Regions from separate parts of the Homo sapiens genome. Here all the other regions are linked to region 1. A link is a loop called in an ENCODE intact Hi-C map of the cell type or tissue named here. Cell type or tissue: ovary. All regions are shown on one strand. Region 1 has its middle 14 kb from the start of SERPINH1. Region 2 holds the start of MAP6 (microtubule associated protein 6). Region 3 holds the start of DGAT2 (diacylglycerol O-acyltransferase 2). Region 4 overlaps ARRB1 (arrestin beta 1).

Region 1 (5,000 bases):
CGGAGGCTGCAGTGAGCTGAGATCGCGCCACTGCACTGAGGGAGACCAGAGGCAGTCGCTGCCCTCTCTGAGTCTCTAGTTTCTGAGGCAAGCCCACCCCCAGAGAAGAGTCTTATTCTACATTGGATGAGATTTTGCAGTTTTAATATTACTTTTTGGTTTTATTACTTTGAACTATACTTTAAAAAAATTAATGATGGACAATTTCAAACATACCCAAAATTAGAGAGATGAGTCTAATGACCCCATCACGTACCCATCATTCAGCCTCAGCAATAGTGGGTCATACCAATCCTGTTTCCTCTGTGCCCCAACCTACTTCTCCCAGTGTAATTTGGAATCAAATCTTCGAGAAAGAAAAGAATGACTTCCTCCTTGCTTCTGAAAAATTAAAAATAAGAAGAGCCACTGCCCTCCACTGTTTGATTAGAACACTAAGGTTAGGGCATAAACCCGAGATTAAAGCTGGCAGGATCCATGGAACCATCCCAAGGACGGTGGGGTTGGTATATGTGTCCTTCACCATCCAGCTCCCACCACTCTGAACAGTGCTCGGCACATAGTAAGTGCTCAACAGATCATTCTGGTGCTTCTCCTCCACTTGCTCCTCTGTAGCCTTCCCAGGCAGCGGCTTTTCCTCTGTCAGGCATGAGCTGGGGCGGATACTCAGCTCTTCATCCGAGGCTGCAGGCTGGTTCTGCCCACAGCAATCCCATCCCAGGCTTGGCCAAGAGGAGAATTACTTTGCAGAATACAAGACATAATGAGGAAAAGCATCTACTTCAGTGCTCTGTAATGGTAGCCACTGGTTATCATAAAAGCAGTGGTGGCCAGGCGTGGTGGCTCACGCCTGTAATCCTAGCACTTTGGGAGGCCGAGGCGGGTGGATCACTTGAGGTCAGGAGTTCGAGACCACCCTGGGCAACTGGTGAAACCCTGTCTCTATTAAAAATACAAAAATTAGCCGGGTGTTGTGGAACACACCTGTAATCCCAGCTACTTGGGAGGCTAAGGCAGGATAATTGGTTGAATCCAGGAGTTGGAGGTTGCAGTGAGCTGTGATTGCACCACTGTACTCCTGCCTGGGTGACAGAGGGAGACTGTCTCAAAAAAAAAATTAAAAAAATAAATAAAAGTGGGAAGGAGACATCCAGAGAAAAGTTTGGGGGCAGGAGGGTGGCATATGGGCAGACATTTTCGGAACTTCACCGTCCTGTGTGGAAGGTGGCATAGAAGGGGTGAGAACAGAGGCAGCAAGATAGTGAGGAGACAGGAGCCACAATCGGAGAAGGATGAAGGTTTGACCCACCTGGGAAGGGAACCCCCAGCACGTGGCAGAGGGAGGAGCTGAGAATCCTTAGAGGCACATCTCTAAGGTGCCAGAGGTCCCACTCCGCCTGCCTTTGAGCTCCGGATCCTGAATGCCCCCAGGGAGGCTTTGTAAAGATCCTTCCTAGGACTGGCTACATTTTGCAGGACCCATTGCCAAATGAAAATGCAGGGCTCCTAGTAAAAAAGATTACTAAGAATTTCAAGATGGCGACAGCAGAGTACTGAAATAAGAACAGGGTTCTTTGCACAGGGCTGCTGATACAGAAAGAGAACATAGGACATCCAGTTAAAGTTGAATTTCACATAAACAATGAATTTTTTATTTTTATTTTTTAGTTTGTCTGTCTTGTGCAATACTTGCAATAACATGTTTCTGTTGATCTGAAATTCAAATTTAACTGGGAATCCTGTATTGTACCTGGCAACTCCACCAGGTGGGTCCTGTTTCCTCCCTTAACTGGAGCTCCTGGGAGTGGTTCAGGCTTAGGGTTCTTCCAGGATAATGGTTTTCAAACTTCAGCCTGCATCAGAAACATCTGGAGGGCTTGGTAAAATCCAGATTGCTTCCCCCCAGCCAGAGTTTCTGATTCATGCCTAGAGTACAGCCCAAGAATTTTCATTTCTGACAGGTACCAAGGTGATGCTGATACAATTGGTCCTGGGACCACACTCTGAGAACCACTGCTGGGGTACATCACCCTAGGAAGCCCCTCAAAGAGATAGAAAATCATAGTGACCCAAAACGGACACCAGAGGGCAGAAGCGCCCACTGGTCAGGCTATAGGACCTGCCCACTGGCCTGGGGCTGGGCTTACACCTTTGCTGAACATTTGTTCTGTGCCTGACCACGTCCAGGGCCCTGGAGCAGACAAAGAAAGACGTGGGTCAGCATTAGTCTCTGCCCTGAGGGGCTCAGGGTGTGGAAAGGGAGACAGATGTACGAAGTGAGAATTACAATTGGTGCTGAGATGGGGGAAGCACAGGCTGTGGGAGCCCAGGGGAGGCTGGGGGTGGTCAGGGCCCGCTTCCTGTAGGAGCCTGAACAGAGGGTAGGAGCCATCCATACCGGGAGAAGGGGAGGAGGGGCTTTCTGGGCATAAGAATACACAAGTACAAGGGCGCACACTGGACAGTGCCAGGGACTGCTTGAGGAGGAGTGCAGAGGTAGAGGACAGAATCGGTGGGCGGGTAGCCTGGTGAGGCTGGGGCTTGGCAGATCCTGAGGGTCTCAGGGAGCCCCAGGAGGGTTTTAACTAGATGGTGTGTTAGAATGAAGAGTGTCTGGGAAGAGATACCAGAGGCAGGGAGGCCTAGTGAGCAGGAGGGTGCAGTGGTCAAGGGAGGAGGTGACCAGGGGATGCAAGGGTGGCCCAGTCTCTCTCATCTGTTCCTTCATTCCTCCATTCATTGCACGTGTGTATGGAGCAACTTCTCTGAGCCAGGCCCTGGGTTGGGTGCTGGCTGCCGGCTGCTGGGACTTGGCATTGATGAAGACAGTTCCTGGCTTATGTGGAGAGCTCACATTTTAACTGAGAAGACCACCATCCAACAGCCAACCTCACAGTGAGCCAGCTAGTTACAGTTGTGGTCCCTGAGGGATGGGTACCAGAGATATCAAGGGAGCCACATGGCAGGGTCTGGGCAGAGTTGGGGTTAGGGTGGGGGTAGGAGGCATCTCTCAAGAGAGACCCTGACCTGGGCATCCTGACCTAGCGAACAGATGCCTCATTCAGCCCTACCCTGGTGCCTCCGTGCCGCAGCCCAGAGCTAACAATATGGCCATTGACAGCTCCTGCCACTGCCTGAGGTCTAGCTTTGCTGCCCCCATCCATCCTTAGCCACACAATCCTGGCCTTCAGTGGGGAAGAAAGAGCAGGATTATACTCAGGTACTAGGGACTGGGCCCACCCCTCCACCAGAGTCAGCCTGGCCCCAGCCCAGGTGAGTGCCCAGCCAGGCACCTTCCTCAAATGTCCAGTGCTCTTGCTCTAAGCATGTGAAGAGTCCGGCAGCTAGAAGCAGAAGGATGCAGGAGATGACCTGAAATGCCAAGGGGATGCCGTAGACTCGCAGGGCTCCTGGACGCACACTGTAGAACATTTGTCCATAGAGATGGGATTGGCCTCACGAATGACATAGATGCAAATCAAGCTAACTGGAGCATTACTTCTAGAAGGCTGACCTTCTTGCTATTCCTAGAGCATGCCTAGTTCATTCTAACTGTGGGGCCTTTGCCCATGCAGCTCCCTCTGCTTGGGATCCCCTCCTCCCACCATAAAGGTCTCCCTCCTCCTTTGGTCGGAGGAAGAATGGCTCCCCAAAGACATCCATGTCCGAATTCCTGGAACCTGTGAGTGCATTACCTTGCATGGGACAAGGGACTTTGCACATGAGATTAAATTACAGATCTTGAGATAGGGAGACTTTACTGGTGGCCCAGTGTCATCAGGGAGGTCCATCTCAAGAGGGAGGCAGAGGGGTCAGAGTCAGAGAAACAGATGTGATGAGGGAAGGAGAAAGCAGAGAGAGAGGGAGATTGGCGCTGCCACACTGCTGGCTTTGAAGGTAGAGGCAGGGGCCACAAGTCAAGGAATGCGGGTGGCTTCTAGAAGCTGGAAAGAGCAAGGAAGCAGATTCATCCCCAGAGTCTTTAGAAGGAGTTGCTAGCCCATTTAAGTCTTCTGACCTCAAAACCATAAAAGAATAAATTTATATCATTTGAAGCCACTAAGTGTGTGGTACTAGATACAGCAGCCACCGGAAATGATTACAGCTTCTTATTCAGATTTCAGGCTGCCTGGTGTAAAGTAGTCTTACCCACAACACCTGTTTTCATTTCTTGCTAGCCCTCATTATTACTGGAAATGATCACATTTCTTTCTTAGTTTATTGCGTGTCTCCACTCGCCAGCACACCAGGCTCCTGGAGGGCAAAGATCTGGTTTTGCCCACTTTTTTATCCCAGTACCTAGAACAGTGCCTAGTAAATTGTGGGTTCTCAATAAATCTTTGCTACGTGAGACTGGGAACGGTAGCTCACGCCTATAATTCCAGCACTTTGGGAGGCTGAGGCAGGCAGATCACCTGAGGTCAGGAGTTCGAGACCATCCAGGCCAACATGGTGAAACCCTGTCTCTACTAAAAATACAAAAATTAGCCGGGCGTGGTGGTGCATACCTGGAATCCCAGCTACTTGGGAGGCTGAGGCAGGAGAATCGCTTGAACCCGGGAGCCAGAGGTTGCAGTGAGCCAAGATCCCAACCGCTGCACTCCAGAGTGAGACTGTGTCTCAACAACAACAAATCTTTGCTGGGCACGGTGGCTCACGCCTGTAATCCCAGCACTTTGGGAGGCTGAGGCGGATGGATCACGAGGTCAGGAGTTCAAGACCAGCCTGGCCAAGATGGTGAAACCCCATCTCTACTAAAAATACAAAAATTAGCTGGGTGTGGTGGTCAGCGCTTGTAATCCCAGCTACTCGGAAGGCTGAGAATTGCTTGAATCTGGGAGGCAGAGGTTGCAGTGAGCCGAGATCATGCCACTGCACTCCAGCCTGGGCGACAGAGCGAGACTCTATCTCAAAAAAAAACTTTGTTGCATGAAAGGAAGAATGAAGAAGTAAAGGACTTCCTCTGACTCTCTCTTATGTGCACTGAGGGCAGGGAAGGG
Region 2 (5,000 bases), 120 kb after region 1:
TCTGGATATGCTATTCTTTCCTCAGCCTATGAGAGAGTATTGGTAATGTTCACTGGAGAAGGATATTAGTCTAACCTATATACAGAGTCTTGGCAAAGGACTAACTCTCTAGTCCTCCCCGCCCCCCACACCCTCTTGCAGGAAGGAGGCAGCAGAAAGCTGTGGCATTGATAAAGGACCCCATAAGCTGCATTTTGAACACCTCTAGCTCAATTACTTTCATACAGATCTTCCCCGAGAGACCCCAAATGCAATGTTGCATGTCCAGAGTCAACTGTGTTCTGTTAGCTAATTGATGTTGGTTGAAACATAAGGGGAGAATTGAAAGCTAAGCCTTCAGAAATATATACCGGATGGATGAAGGGCAAGAAAGCAGACTGGAATGGCTGAAGCTGCAGCAGAGGGAAAATTCTAGAAGGAAAGAGAGAGAGAGATTTTCATGCTTGAAAGCATTCATTTGCAAGGAATTGAGTGTGCTGGAGAAAGGGGTTTTTGGTGGCAAGAGAATGAGAGACATCTGGAGAACATGTAGGGAAAGGAGAGAGAAAGAAGATGCCTCAATAGCAGAGAAGGCTGGAGGCACCTAGGAAGTAGGATCATAAGGTATCATGTGGAAGGTAGGAATGGAACCAAGATGTACTAATTACCACTATGTGCTAGGCACGAGCTGTTCTCCTGATTATCTCATTTAATCCTCACAATGTCCGGCACACTGCCTGGCATATAGTAGGCACTCAAAAATATGTTGAATATTTAATATTAACTAAATAAAAATAAAATGTTTAATATTAAATCAATAAAAGTGTGAACAATCCTAAGAGATGTCTATTACCAATTACATCTTACAGATAAGAACATGAGGCCCAGAAAGGTTAGGAAACTTGCCCAATATGTCACAGCTAGGGAGAGGTGGAAGGACAATGACTTCAAAGTTCCAGCGGTGGAAGGTGGGGGGTAATTTGTAAAGATCCTGTGGGTAATCTAGAAAAAGGTATGGTGCTTGGGTGTTGCCCAGAGACTGAGAAAGGGAGGAAAGAATGAAGGGCCAAGGGAACTGGGCTAGGGAGGAGGGCGAGAGGCCACTTGGAAAGAATTCTTCTTCTGGAAGAATGGGGACCCTGCAAAGGGCAACATCCAGGCTAACGCAGCAGGTGAGTTGGATGGGGGCACGACGGAAGCACAGCCTCTGCTGACATTGCAAAGGGTCTCTGTGGGAAGGCAGGGATCTGAGGTGGGAGGGATGGAGAAAAGGGCTACAGCGGTAAAGTGAAAGAGCCAGGCAGGCTGAGATGGAATATACTAACAGCTTGCGCATGGGACAGGGCAGAAGAGAAGGCTTCGACAGGAGGTGGCCTGGGAGGCGGCTGGGGAGAGGGTGTGGCCTGGGACTGGAGGGAGGCTGCACGCTAGGCCTGCGCTGGGGATCCTGGGCCCCGGGCAGCCCGCGGGGAGGGTCTGCGTGGTGACTCCCCCGCGCTAGCAGCGGCCGCGTCTCACCTGTAGGAGCTGCTCACTGCACTCGCCACCTCCTCGCGGATTTGCCGGTTGAGGGCGTCCGCCGCGGCGCGCCCCCTGCCAGCCTCGGGGCCGGTGGCCTGGACCTGGGCCTGGGCCGCGGGCAGCGGCGTCTGCTCGTGCCCCAGGCCCTCGGCGCGGCGCACAATCCAGGCAGGCCCGGCCTTCCTGCGCGTGTCGCGCTCGTCCGCCCCGGACGCCTTTCCGGCCGCCAGGCCACCCGCTCCGCCGGGGGCCGCCTCCTGCTCCCGGGCCTCAGCGGCGGCCTGCACTGGCCAGCGCTCCTGGCTCTGCGGCCGGCGCTTGGGCGCCCCGAGAATGGGCGCCGACGCCTGGGAGGCCGCAGAGATCTGCACGGGCTTGGGGATCCACGGGTGGTCCCCGCGGCGCGGCAGCGGCCAGGCGCGGAAGTCCTTCTGGTACTGGGTCTCGCGCTCGAAGGGAGCGTCGGAGGGCTGGTATTCGCTGCGCGGCCGGCAGCTGGGCTCGGGCCGCTGCACCTTCCAGGCTCGGTAATCCTGCCGCATCACCGAGTCCGCGGGGCCGGAGGTGGAGCCGGAGCCCAGGCCCGGGCCCGGCCCGCTCCGGCCGGGGCCCGCCGCCGGCTCGCGCTCGCCGGTAGGCCCAGGCGCTGGCCCCGTTGCCCGGGCAACTGCATCCAACTCGCCCTGGGCTGGCTGCGTCTCTATGGCAACCGCGCGCGCCGAGGGGGGCGCGAGCGCCGGCTGCGCCTGCTGCTGCGGCGGCGGTGGCTGCGGCGGGGCGCCCGGGTGCTCGGTGGCCTCCGAGTACTTGGTGAAAACCAGCGGCACAGCGATGTCCGCTTTGTCCAACTGGTTCCAGAAGCGGGCGATGCAGCAGGCCCTCGTGATGCACGGCCACGCCATGATGCTAGCTGAAAAGCCGGCCTCCTCTTTCTTCTTGTGGTTCTAAAGCAAGTCTCTATAATCTTCCTTCAGCCTCCGATCCTGACCGGCCAATGTGGTTCCCACCGTTTTCTACCCCCGATCAGCCGGAGCTAGTTCGCCCTCCTCCCTCAGCGAGCACCCGGGGAGAGCTGTCCTAGGAGAGTCTGTAGAGTCCCTCGATTACCGGTCGCAAACGCCTTTGGGAGCGCAGTCTGCTGCGAGCGCCGAAGGGTGAGACGCACGGCGTTCCCGAGTCCCCGGCGAGGGTGTCTGGGACGCGCCCCTCCCTGCGGCTGCGGCGGCGCACAGACCTCGGTCGAGCGAGGCGACGTGAGGAGAGGTGGCTACAGGCTTAAGCCATGGCGCAGAGGAGGGGCCGGGCGGTGTGGCCGCAGGGTCCGCGGACCGGGCTCGAGTCTCCTTCCTGCCGGCGTCCTAGTGCAGCCGGCCACCTAGCAGGGCTGGGAGGCCATCACCTCCAGCGGAGACCGAGCATTGCTGCCTCCGCCGCTGCCCGCGAGGATGCCGCAGCCGCCGCCGCCACCGCCTCTTCTCCTGGGAAGCGACCCCACCCTTTTCTGCAGCTCTCGGTCTCCGCCGCTGCCCGCGAATGATGCTGCAGCCGCTGCCGCCGCCGCCTCTGCCTCTGCTGCAGGGAAGCGGCCCCACCCTTTTATGCTGCTCAGCAGTGAGAAAAAAATCCAGGAACGATGCTGACTGAAAGAGTGCTGCAGAAAAAAACAAAACAAAACAAAAACACCTGCTGTCGTCAGCTTGCGCTGCTGGGAGCTTGCCTTCCCTCCCCACCACCCTCCGCCCTGGCAGCTCCTCCCTCCTCTACTCCCGGGCAACAGCAGAATCTGGGGACGTAGTGGGTTCAAGTCCCAAGCTCGTGAGGACTTTCTGTCCTTGTGCTTGTCGCTTCATCCCCAGGAGTCGGAGGCTCCTCTTTTGTAAAATAGGGCCAATGGGGGGGGGGGGTGCTATTAAATTTTAAAACATGGAGGAAACTCCTAGTGAAATGTCTGTCCCAGAATAGATGCTTTGAAAAGGGGAGCTGCTGGAATTGGTCAAAACCGGCGGGCTGTGTTTGAGCCCAGTTTGGTTGCCTCCTGGTTCAAGCACTTGCCAGTCTTACGCACAGGCCTTGCTCAGATGTGTCGGAATGGGAGCACCAGGGCTGGTGGTGCCCTGGATGTTCCTTTCCTAGGGAATCTTTGCGAAGGTATGTTTTAGACTCCCCCAAGAACCGCCCAGTCCCTGTTCAGTTCAGGTGCCACACTGGGGCAGAGGTAGAGAAAAGAAAATTCTGGAAAGTGGCTTAATTGTGGAGGTTGGGAGTAGGTAGGACCTGTGCCCTAGGAAACGGCAGTGCCTGGCCTGCAGGGGCCTTCTGGCACGTTCTCACTCCTCGCCGTTGCTCTTCTTCTATCTTCAAAGCAGAAGAGATTTTGAAGTCCGAAAGACCTGGTTTGGCTCTGCTACTCTCTGTGCCACTTGGGCAAGTTGAGTCATCCCTGTGTTTCAGTCTCCTCATCTGTAGAATGGAGGAAATACTACCTGCCTCAAAAATGGTTTTGTGGGCCGGGCGTCGTGGCTCACACTTGTAATCCCAGCACTTTGGTAAGCTGAGGCCGGTGGATCACCTGAGGTTGGGAGTTCAAGACCACCCTGGCCAACATGGTGAAACCCTGTCTCTACTAAAAATACAAAAATTAGCTGGGCATGATGGTGCGTGCCTGTAATCCCAGCTACTCAGGAGGCTGAGGCAGGAGAATCGCTTGAACCTAGGAGGTGGAGGTTGCAGTGAGCCGAGATAGTGCCATTGCACTCCAGCCTGGGTGACAAGAGCAAAACTCCATCTCAAAAAGAAAAAAAAAGTGGTTTTGTGAGGATAGCGAAGGACCCAGGGCAGAAGCTTTGAGTCAAATCTAATCTGCAGAGATTCAAATCCTGGCTTTTGTAGCTCTTAACTGTATGGCAGTGGGCAAATCACTGCAATCTTCTGACCTTCAGTTTCATCTATGAATGGGGGTACCAATACTGAACTTGCAAGGTTGTTCTGAGAATTAAAATGAGATAATGCACTAAAAATGCTTACCACAACATCTGGCATATGGCAATGGCTCAATAAATGGTAGCTATTAGTATCCAAAAGGCCCACCCAGAAGACCCATAAGTGGAGTGTCCTAAGAAGCCACTTGGACACCTTCTCCAGGAGACCTCTTGTTCCTCCAAGTAACTTTTGTTCTGTCTTTGCTATCTCTCCATTTATGTCTCCTGCACTCCTCCACTAGCTACATCCACTGGACTTCAGCTCTTTTCCCCTCCAATATAGGCAGAGTTTTCAGTATCAGTTAAGCTGGGAGCATTGGTGTTTCAGGGAGAGAAAGTCATGTATGTGTTTAGATTATAAATGGGTTGCACAACACAGATTTTCTTTAATCCTAGAATCAAATTGGATGAGAAGACAGCTCTGATTAGTCAATTATCTACTGAACTTCCTCCTACTTAGGACTTTGCCTCTTGGTGATTTGATTTGAGTTCCATAAATAAAATAATGTCTGGTGCTGTTTT
Region 3 (5,000 bases), 220 kb after region 1:
AAGTCAGCAAAACAGAAACTGTCACCTCCATTTCATAATGCAGAAAAGGAAACCTAGACAAGATAGCGATACTGACTTGCCCAGGGTGAGTGGGTGGGCCATGAGTTCCAGCCCAGGCCTCCTCCACAGGAGACCCTTCTGGAGCAGGCACGAGCCACAGACTGACCTGGGATCTTCCAGGCCAGCAGGAGTCTTGCCTCCAAGAGCACCCTCTCTGAGGAGAGGATGCCAGGATTTACTGGCACCTTCAGTATCCTCCTGGCTTCACTCCTCTTTGCCCAAAAACAAACCACACCTGTTTCTACCTCCCAGCCTTTGCACTTACCAGTCCCCATGTCTCCCCCCATCCCCCACATGTGGCATGCCACTAGCCTACCCTCAGTTTCCTAAAAGGCACTAAGATCTTTCCAGCCTCATGGCCTCACCACATGCTGGGAGCTCTGCCTGGAATGCTTTTCTTTCTACTCTTGGCCAATTCGGGCCTTGGGGCCCAGTAACACGGTTGAGAGATTTACTCCTGTGGCCTTGAGAGGGCTGAACAAATGGAAGCATCTCTAGGTTGCACCAGAGGCATCTATTACCTGCTGCCCTGTGCCTGTAACTTCTGTCATTCTCCTCTCCCCCTGTGAGAACATGATAAAGACCACAAAGGCAGGGAATTCCTCTCCTCTTATGCTGTGACCCCACAGCTATCTCGCTCCAGCTATGCCTAAGAAATCTGTCTTATCACTGACATGCTTGTTGTCCCCACTCGTTCCCTGAGCCTCCATCCAACAAGTCGCTCCACCACATGCTGGTGGATCTCGCTTCCTATGCTCTTCCCTAGATCAGGCCTTCCCTCCATTCCCTCTACCACTGCCGTGCCTTGAGGCTCATCCTCTCTCACATGGATCCCCCGCCCCTACAGCCTCCCCACTGCCCTCCTGACCTACAGCCTCTCCTGTCCATTTCCCATACCATGGCTAAGGACACTTAAAACCCACCTGACCAGCCATTTCCCTACTAAAGCTCTCCCAAGACCCGGCTCCCCCCCAATATCTCAAGAGTGGCACTCCCAAACCTCTCTCAGTTCAAGCACCCGCGCCTCTCACTTCAGCCTCATTTTCCACAGTTGCCTGGGCTCCAGCCACTCCAGGGCCCCCAGCCCTGCCCCAAACATGCTGGCTTTTCTAACACTTTATGCCTATCTTTCTGCTTTGCCCTCACACCTTCCATCTGCAAAATTCCTATTCATTAATGGGCAAACCATTCTGGAATGCTTTCTATGTGCCAGACACTACCTAGGCTCTTTTTATACCTTATCTCATTTACTTCTCAAAGTACCTCACAAAAATAATAATTATTATTCCCATTTTACAGATATGGAAACTGAGGCTCAAGAGAGGCAGGGCAAGAACTGGACTCCTAGTCTATCTGATTCCAAACCTGCTGTGCACCAACCTCTCTGGGAAGTGCACCAGCGCCCCCACTCCCCCAGCCCAGGGCAGAGTCTTCTCTACTCTGTGGTTCCATAGCCCCCTGGTTTCTCGCTTGTCCCGGCCGTTGTCACCAGTGACTGTGTGCGGCTGTCTCTGCTGCCCCCCAGCGTGAGCATCCCAAGGGCAGAACCTGGGCTGATCTGGCTGGGTCCCCAGCACCCAGCAGGGTATAGGTGCTCTGTGAGGTTTCTTAATAAAGAGATGGAAAGCCAGAAGCAGTTTGGGTGGTTGAGATACCCAGCCCTAACCTAACTAATCCTGATACCAGTGACCAAAAGCGGGACCTTCGCATCTTTGCTGCCAAAAGACAGCCCCTCCTAAAGAGTAAAGGCCCGACCCCCTGCACGCCCTCTGCCTGCACCGCACGTGCTTGGTTTTCCCCGCCCGGGTACTGGCCGCCGGGCCGTACCAATCTCCGCGGGGGAGCGCCCGGGGTCGGACTGAGGGAGCGAGGGGAATAACCGGGCGCGCCCCTTGGAAGCAGGGCTCAGAGCTGCTCTCCTCTCACGCATTCCCCGGATCCGCGCGGAGCAGGCTGCTGGCCAGCCCCGGGCCCGCGCCAAGCAGAGCCTCAGGTGCGGTTCCCCCACAAGCAAGTGGCGCGGGCGGCGGCTTAGAACGGCCCGCCCCGCCCGCCGCGTCGGCGCCTGCCCCGTTGTGAGGTGATAAAGTGTTGCGCTCCGGGACGCCAGCGCCGCGGCTGCCGCCTCTGCTGGGGTCTAGGCTGTTTCTCTCGCGCCACCACTGGCCGCCGGCCGCAGCTCCAGGTGTCCTAGCCGCCCAGCCTCGACGCCGTCCCGGGACCCCTGTGCTCTGCGCGAAGCCCTGGCCCCGGGGGCCGGGGCATGGGCCAGGGGCGCGGGGTGAAGCGGCTTCCCGCGGGGCCGTGACTGGGCGGGCTTCAGCCATGAAGACCCTCATAGCCGCCTACTCCGGGGTCCTGCGCGGCGAGCGTCAGGCCGAGGCTGACCGGAGCCAGCGCTCTCACGGAGGACCTGCGCTGTCGCGCGAGGGGTCTGGGAGATGGGGTGAGTGCCACGGCGCAGGGGTTATGGACCTGCGAGAAGATTTTCTGGAAAGGGCCCTGTGGCAGGCTGGTGGGTACTGATGAGTCCACGTTCATTCTCCACTGTGGCACTCATCAATTTTTACGACCTCTGTTACATCGCTTTCCACCCGCCCCCCAGCTTGTTTCCCTCATCCGTGAGGTGGGAGCGGTACCACCCACCATTCTTAGTTATTAGGGATATTCGAGAACTCCTCCCCAGCCCCCACTGCGGCTGGTGACCCCTGGCACTTCCCTCCCCTCTCCCTTCACCAGGTAGAGCGAGCTTTGGCAGTGATAGACTGGATGGGCAGGATGGTATGGGTTTTGCCGTCTCCTGAGACAGCCACCAGACGGGGAACATGCCCGACTGGAACAGGTGTGTCTGCCCTGTCCTCTGTCCCACATCCATCCTCTCGCCCAGGCTCTGGAGCCCACATAGCAGCAACTCTTGAGCCTGGCATGCTTAGAAGGCAGCGGAGAGGACCCTGCATGTCCTCCAAGGTAGAACTGAGGTCCTCAGTGAATCGCGCAGAGTTGAAATCAACCCCCGCCCCGCACCCCCCGCAGCTTTTCCCAAGCGAGGAATAGCAACTCTTCCAACCCCCACCTCCCTTACCTAGAGCTGGAGAAACTGAAGTGGGAGGAAGCATGCCTAAGTTTTCCTTAGCTGATGCCTTGACCCCTGGATTCAAGTACAAATCCGGTAGACCCTGGGAAGTCATCACAGCTGTCCTGGTCTGCGTGTGTGTCTTGCATGAAGCCCCTCTCCCTCTTTCTAAGTCTGTATTCTGTTTGCTGAGCCTCTCTGACATGGATTTTTCTTTAGTAACTAACGGTCGCCTACACCGCCCACCTTTGTTACAAAAATAAAGCTTGCTAATTATGGAATTTTTGAAAATATAGACAAATGAAAAAAATTTCTGGTAAATCGACTATCCAAAGATACCTTCCTATTAGCATTTTAGTATATCTCTTGATCATTTTCTTTATACACATTGCATAGATACAATTGAGGACATGCTGTAGATATAGTTATGAATCTTGTTTTCTCCCCCTTAATGTAACATCGAGGTTTCCCTTCTGTTAATCAGAATCACTTACAATGTCCTAGTGGTTGCAATAACCCACCCTGCAGCTGTACCACACTTTAACTGTGACCTAGGCATTGGCATTGCTTCTTGTGTGATTATCGCTGTGGTTATCTGCCCCTCTTGGTGTGGGTGCTGCTCGTAGCCCTTGAAGAGGAACCCAGCTGCTGCCCTGTCTCGGGGGCGAGCAGCTTGAGCTGCCCCATGTATCCAGCCAGTAGCCTCTGACAGCCCCTTCTCTCACTTGAGTCCTTTTCTGTTCCCTGTGTCCTTTGATGTCCTTAGGGACATCAATGGATGAATGGACTTGCCCTTGTTCATGCTGTTAAAAATGTTTTTGCACTGGGCAGTGGGATAGGGATGTTCTCTGTGGTAGTGCTTCCTGGAGACCCCATTCCGTCGGCTCTGCCATCCACAGGCTGGGAGCTGTGTCTTCCAGGAGGCAGTGACCCTGGCTGTCATGTTTTTGACTTAGAGTTTGTTCCTTAGGAGAACTTGTACTCTAGCGAATGGTTTTAACCAAGCCACTTAATATCATGTCAGGAACATTTCCCCATGTTGTTATCAGATCTTGAAAACTTTTTTTTTTTTAAACTGGGTGCAAGGATTTACATCATGGAATGTAGGAAGGGCTGGTATGAAATGCAAACCAGTCAGTTCAGCTTTCTGGGATCTACTTTGGTGAAAGATTGGGTGGAGTAGGGGAGGGCACTGAAGCACATTTTGTTATCTGGGCATCTCCATTAGACCTGCCTTCTAGATCCTTGGTCCTTGAAGATACTCCCCAGTGGCCTAGTTTGCCTCTGTGGGTAAGGTCCCACTGTTGTGAGCTGGTGAACAGCCCGTCAGTGACAGTATTCAAGTAGAGACCATGGATTCTGTGAAGGGAAGTCCTGTGACGGGTGAGAGATTGAAATAGATACCTTGGCATCTGGTTTCTTGGCCAAAAAAAAAGGCCAGCTGTGGGAGTATGGGTAGGTGGGTGCATGCTGGGGGAAGCGGGAGTCTGTGTTGATATTTCCTAATCCTTGGAGGGCTGTCCTGTGCCAGACGTGGAGTTTGCAGAGTTCATCAGGACAGGAGGGATATATATCCTATTCTTTATCCTTGCCTTTGGATTGGGGGCTCTTCGTTCAGAAGAGCCCTCTGACACCTGCCTGTGTCCTCAGGGTTCAGCACAGGACCTAGCATGAGATGTTGGTGGTCCCAGTAAAATTTTGAGCTGATTTGTTGTGTGCGGCTCCAAAGAGTGAGGCCAGGAATAGGAGTGGGATGATGGGTGCAAGTTTTGATGTAGCAGAGGAGTCCTTTCTGACAGCTGTTGAGGACTGCAACAGGCTGGGGTGGGTGAGGATGGAGTTCCACATCACTGTGGATCTGCTTGAA
Region 4 (5,000 bases), 230 kb before region 1:
AGAATCACTTGAACCCGGGAGGCACAGGTTGCAGTGAGCTGAGATGGTGCCGTTGCACTCCAGCCTGGGCAACAAGAGTGAAACTCTGTCTCAAGAAAATATAAAAATTAAAAAAATTAAGAGGCCACAGCAATTCCGAGAAAGGAGCAGCTCCATTCTTTCTGGGATGGGCAGGGGGCTGTTGAGAAAGTTGCAGAGAGCAGGTGACATCTGAGCTGGACTTGAAGCACAATGAAGAGTTTGTCAGATTGTCAAATTGCAGAAGAGAACGTTAAAGGAACAGGCTATGCATGGAATGCACATCCTTACATAGCAGACTGCACATTTCAAAAATCAGTTCAAAATCACAATCTCGTTTCACCCTCTCAAATCCCATAATGGTGTTATTAACTGCCTCTCCCACGGCCCTCCACCTGCCACACACAGGCAAACAAAAAAAGTAAGGTCCAGTGAAGGCAGATGGTGAGCCCCAGGGCAAACAAACGGTGACTGATTTCTGAGTAGAGGGAAGTGAGGGGTGGACTCTGGCTGAAATGGTCCTCTTCTCACTGAAGTGGGGGATTCCTGAATTCCTGTCCGGCGGCAGCACCCCACTTCGGCCCCTGCTGGCCTGTGACACCCTCCTCTCATCCCCAGCATACACACACACTCCTCCGGCCACCAGGGCCTGTCAGAAGGGGCTGGCTGAGAGGGGACGGCCGGCAGAGGAACCAAGCAGCAGGGCCTGGGCCGAGGGGCTGGGAAAAAGCTGACCGTTCTCGAAGGCCCAGATCGGAGGCCCTGCCCAGCCTCTTCCCCTCCTCTAAGTGCTGATCACCTCAGCCTCTCCCGCTGCAAGTCTCCTTCCATGGCCTCTCCTCTCCCATCTCTTGCAGTGGCTGCTGCTGGCCTCTCCCTTCTCCTTCCTCCACCCTCGCCCTCCCCGGGGAGTGGTGAGCTCAGCCTTTCCCAGCAGCCGTCCCTAGGAATGATGGGAAATGCACCGCCAGGAACTGAGAACAGGCCTGCCCCTGGGAAGGAGTGGGAGAAGAGGCGTCAGGGACAGGGCTCAAGTCTGCCACTTCCTAGGACCCCTGACCGCCGAAGGGACAGTCTGCCTGTGTGTACTGCACGCTGGAAGGACATGGGCTCAGACTGTGTGGACTGCCAGGGACCTTGTCTTACAGATGGGGAGACAAAGGCCCCAGGAGAGGAGAAAGGGGACTGACTGCCTGTCCCAGGCATTGGGAGCCTTTCATTGTCTCATGTCATCCTCACAACTGCTCTGCAAGGTGTGTGTGGTAGGCTGAGTAACAGCCCCCCGAGATGCCCACATCCTAATCACCAGAGCTGTGGCTGTGTTGGGTCATGTGGTAGAAGAGATTCTGCAGATGTGATTTTGTTCAGGGCCTTGAGATGGAGAGATTATCCTGCATGACCTGGGTGGGCCCAATGTCATCACAAGGGTCCTGACAAGAGGGAGGCAGGAGGGTCAGAGAGAGTAAAGGCAATGGGGTGATGGAAGCATTGAAAGACAGACGAAAATCTACACTGCTGGCTTCAAAGCTGGAGGATGGGGCTGGGAGCCAAGGCATGCAGACAGCTTCTGGAAGCCAGCAGAGGCAAGGGAATGGATCCCCGCTAGAGTTTCCAGAGGACACAGCCCTGACAACCCATTTCAGGACTTTGGACCTCCAGAAGTGTAAAGAATATATTTGTGTTGTTTTAAGCCACTAAATATATGGTAATTTGTAACAGGAGTAATAGGAGACTAATACGACAGACATTCTTATTCCCATTCTGCGGACCAGGAAACTGAGGCTCACAGAAGGCTCATAACTCCCTCAGGCCAGGTGTGGTGGCTCACACCTGTAATCCCAGCACTTTGGGAGGCCAAGGCGGGCAGATCACTTGAGGTCAGGAGTTCGAAACCAACCTGGCCAACATGGTGAAACCCTGTTTCTGCTAAAAATACAAAAATTACGGGCGTGGTGGCTCTTGCCTGTAATCCCAGGTACTTGGGAGGCTGAGGCAGGAGAATTGCTTAAAGCTGGCAGGTGGAGGTTGCAGTGAGCTGAGATTGAGCCACTTCACTCCAGCCTGCGTGACAGAGTGAGACTCCATCTCAAAAAATAATAACAATTATAATAATAACTCCCTCAGGTCCTTCGGGAATCTCTATGGGCTCTTAAGGTTGGGGGCCCCTCAGCCAAGGCTTCAGGCTAGGGGGAGAGTCTGAGGAGGAGGCAGCGGTCTGCCACTGTAGGCTAAGGCTGAGGACAAGAGAGAGAACTGGAGAAGGTTAAGCTTTGTGCCTTATTACAGCTGGGCCCTTCCAGATCCCGTGACTAAGAACTGCCATGTCCTGACTGAGAAGCAGGGAGGCGTGTGACACACAGGAAGGGCCCTGGCTGTGCAGCTGGGATTGGCTGGCTGAGTGTTTGCCGGATTAACTGAGATGAAATGAAATCCCCTACTTAGCTCTTGGATCCTGATAAAACCCCTGTGAGGAAATTCCTTATCCCTCTGCATTACTGGTAAGGAAAATTGGTCCCCCGGGTTAGTGACTGGCCCAAGTTCTCCCAGCTAGTAAGCAGTGGAGTCTGGGTATTCATAATGAGCAACAGAAAAAGCATCACAGCCAGGCCTGATGGCTATTGAGTGCTTCTTACGTGCCTAACACTGCCTTAACAGTTGCAGGCATTTTCTCAGTCATTCCAGATGCAAACCTGATCACGTGCCTCCTCTGCCTAAAAACTCTTAACCGCTCCCAAGAGCTCTTCACAATCTGGCCTCTGTCCAGCCTCCAGCCTCCCTCCCACCATGCTCCCTGCCCCCACACACCCTCCAGCCACACTGACCTTGGTCAGTTCCCTGGAGCCACCAACTTCCTTCTCACTTCGGGGTCTCCCACAGGACTCCAGTCCCACCAGCCTGGGGCCCCACTAACACAGGGTGGAGAAACCATGGGTCCTGGCCACCTCTGCTCCCCATTGTGTGTAAGGAAGGGATAGGGCCAGGGGTCAGCCCACAATGGCAAGGGGCCTGGGAGGCTGGAGTCAAGAGGGCCCAAGTCAGCCAGTCATCTTCTTAGTAAAGATAACAGCAGACTGGATGCCGCAGGGCATGGTGGCACAGCTCCCAGGGATGCCCCCCCTCCAGCAGAAATGCAGACCCCAGGACACTGGAGCAGAGGGGGTTTGTGGAACACAAGGTGTCCCCTTAAGAGCATGCATGGCAACATGAGGCCCACAGAAGGGCAGGACTTGCTGCAGGCCCCAGAGTGTCACTCTGGGAGTCAGGTCAGAGCAATGGTTAAGGCTTTGGGATCTGCCACTCACTAGCTGGGTAACTGAACCTCTGACTCTCGTCTCTAACAACAGCACGTTTTTTTTTCTTTGAAAAAAAACTTTGTTGCCCAGGCTGGAGTGCAGTGGCACCATCACAGCTCACTGCAGCCTTGACCTCCCCAGGCTCAGGTGATCCTCCCACCTCAGCCTCCCAAGTATCTGGGACTACAGGCATGTGCCACACCACCACACCCAGCTCATTTTTGTATTTTTTGTAGCGATGGGGTTTCACCATGTTGCCCAGGCTGGTCTCAAACTCCTGACCTCAGGTGATCCACCCGCCTCGGCCTCCCAAAGTGCTAGGATTACAGGCGTGAGCCACCACGCCCAGCCAACAGTGCCTTTCTTCACTGATGCATGTGGAGCACCTGGTTCAGTGCCCGGTGAACAGAGAGGCCCGTGGTAGATGACAGCTGCTCTTTCCATTGAGAGAGCAGGGCCTGCACTCGGGACGCCTGGGTCCCAGTTAGTGCTGCTTCCACCACCACCACCACCACCCCACGCTGCGGGATGGGGGAGATCACCCGCTGTAGTGAATTTTAACAATTTCATGTTGCTTGGGCACCCACTCTGAGTATGTCAGACTTTCTCGTACCAGAAGCAGGGCTCAGTCACCCTTGACACAGCTTCCAGTGCTCGGCCTCCTCCCAGTTCCTCAATGTGATCCATCCAGGTATCTGCCTTATGCAACCTCCTCCTGGTGACCACCTCGCTATGGGACAGCCAGACAGAAGCCACCTAACTTGCCCATTGACCCCCACACCCACATGGGCTACATGGATTTGCCGCAGTGACCCCCCTCAGTCACCATGCCTTATGCCTGCTTGCTCTAATCCCAGCAATTATATTTACCCACAGAAACTGCGTGGGTAACATCTTGCACCCCAACAAAGCCTCCAGTCCACAGGTCCTCCCATCTCTCTCTTGCTCCAACTCACTGGCTAAGCACGGGGTCCCAGGCAGCTTCCCGCTGCCCTCCCCTCTGTGAGTAATACTCTGCTTCTGTTATTTCCTGGGTTTTGCTGGCTACTTCCTCAGTGTCTCACCTGACCACGTACTCTCCTAGAGAGTGGTTTTCTTGGTAGGAATAAACGGACACAGGTCAGAAAAGAGCCACAAGGCGCCTTCCACTATAAGCCAGTTTCCTGTGAGAGAGACACCTGGTCACGGCTGGATACTTAGGCATCAGACCATCCACCAGGATAAAGAAGCATCTCATGAAAGGCACACTGTGGACCCCCACAAACACCTGCCCTGGAACTCCGTCAGCAGGGCTAGAATTTATAGCCATTCTCAGAGAGAGACCTCAAGACCAAATTAGAGGAAAATACACTCACGCCACCCCTACTCTATGATATAGCTGGGTGGGTTTAATTAACCCCTCAGGTGGGACCCAAACAGGGAGGACACCTGGAGAGGTGGCACTCAGCTGTTTCTGGAGCCTCTGCTTCTGGGCCTCAAAGCTGGTTACAGGTGGGGTGCCGTGGCTCATGCCTGTAATCCCAGCACTTTAGGAGGCCGAGGCAGACAGATCACCTGAGATCAGGAGTTCAAGACCAGGCTGGCCAACATGGTGAAACCCCGTCTCTACAAAAATACAAAAATTAGCCAGGCATGATGGCGGGTGCCTGTAATCCCAGCTACTTGGGAGGCTGAGGCGGGAGAATTGCT

What was found. A loop is a pair of places that touch in the nucleus more often than their neighbours do. Peaks named below come from ENCODE experiments on the same cell type or tissue, not always from the same donor. Only the 100,000 strongest peaks of a DNase experiment are listed, where the experiment ranks them.
Region 2: a loop joins it to region 1, with 2.1 times the contacts of the local background. A loop is called at or near these places in 16 of 110 quality-filtered maps.
Region 3: a loop joins it to region 1, with 4 times the contacts of the local background. A loop is called at or near these places in 17 of 110 quality-filtered maps.
Region 4: a loop joins it to region 1, with 5 times the contacts of the local background. A loop is called at or near these places in 5 of 110 quality-filtered maps.

The regions. Positions count from the first base shown.
Region 1 is chr11:75,545,651-75,550,650 of GRCh38, forward strand. No RefSeq gene overlaps it. Among named protein-coding and RNA genes, the nearest start is that of SERPINH1, 14 kb to the right of the region's middle. In ovary, a CTCF peak has its summit at 2,073 (motif pointing right); a DNase peak (open chromatin) is centred at 2,111.
Region 2 is chr11:75,665,968-75,670,967 of GRCh38, forward strand. MAP6 (microtubule associated protein 6) reads right to left here and starts at 3,071. Exons shown (of 4, transcript NM_033063.2): 1 at 1,498-3,071. The coding sequence starts at 2,402. In ovary, no CTCF peak of the experiment used is centred here; DNase peaks (open chromatin) are centred at 1,441, 2,103, 2,164, 2,673 and 1 weaker place; H3K4me3 peaks cover 1,946 bases.
Region 3 is chr11:75,766,607-75,771,606 of GRCh38, forward strand. DGAT2 (diacylglycerol O-acyltransferase 2) reads left to right here and starts at 2,172. Exons shown (of 8, transcript NM_032564.5): 1 at 2,172-2,506. The coding sequence starts at 2,386. It overlaps DGAT2-DT (DGAT2 divergent transcript), which reads right to left and starts at 2,041. Exons shown (of 4, transcript NR_046090.1): 1 at 1,888-2,041. RefSeq lists enhancers at 1-168, 1,475-1,975 and silencers at 2,062-2,171, 2,252-2,491. In ovary, a CTCF peak has its summit at 2,171; DNase peaks (open chromatin) are centred at 2,115 and 3,012; H3K4me3 peaks cover 1,109 bases; H3K27ac peaks cover 1,163 bases.
Region 4 is chr11:75,311,245-75,316,244 of GRCh38, forward strand. The region is part of intron 1 of ARRB1 (arrestin beta 1); the gene reads right to left. Among named protein-coding and RNA genes, the nearest start is that of MIR326, 21 kb to the right of the region's middle. RefSeq lists an enhancer at 2,395-3,311 and a silencer at 2,947-3,116. In ovary, no CTCF peak of the experiment used is centred here; DNase peaks (open chromatin) are centred at 936 and 2,857; H3K27ac peaks cover 1,187 bases.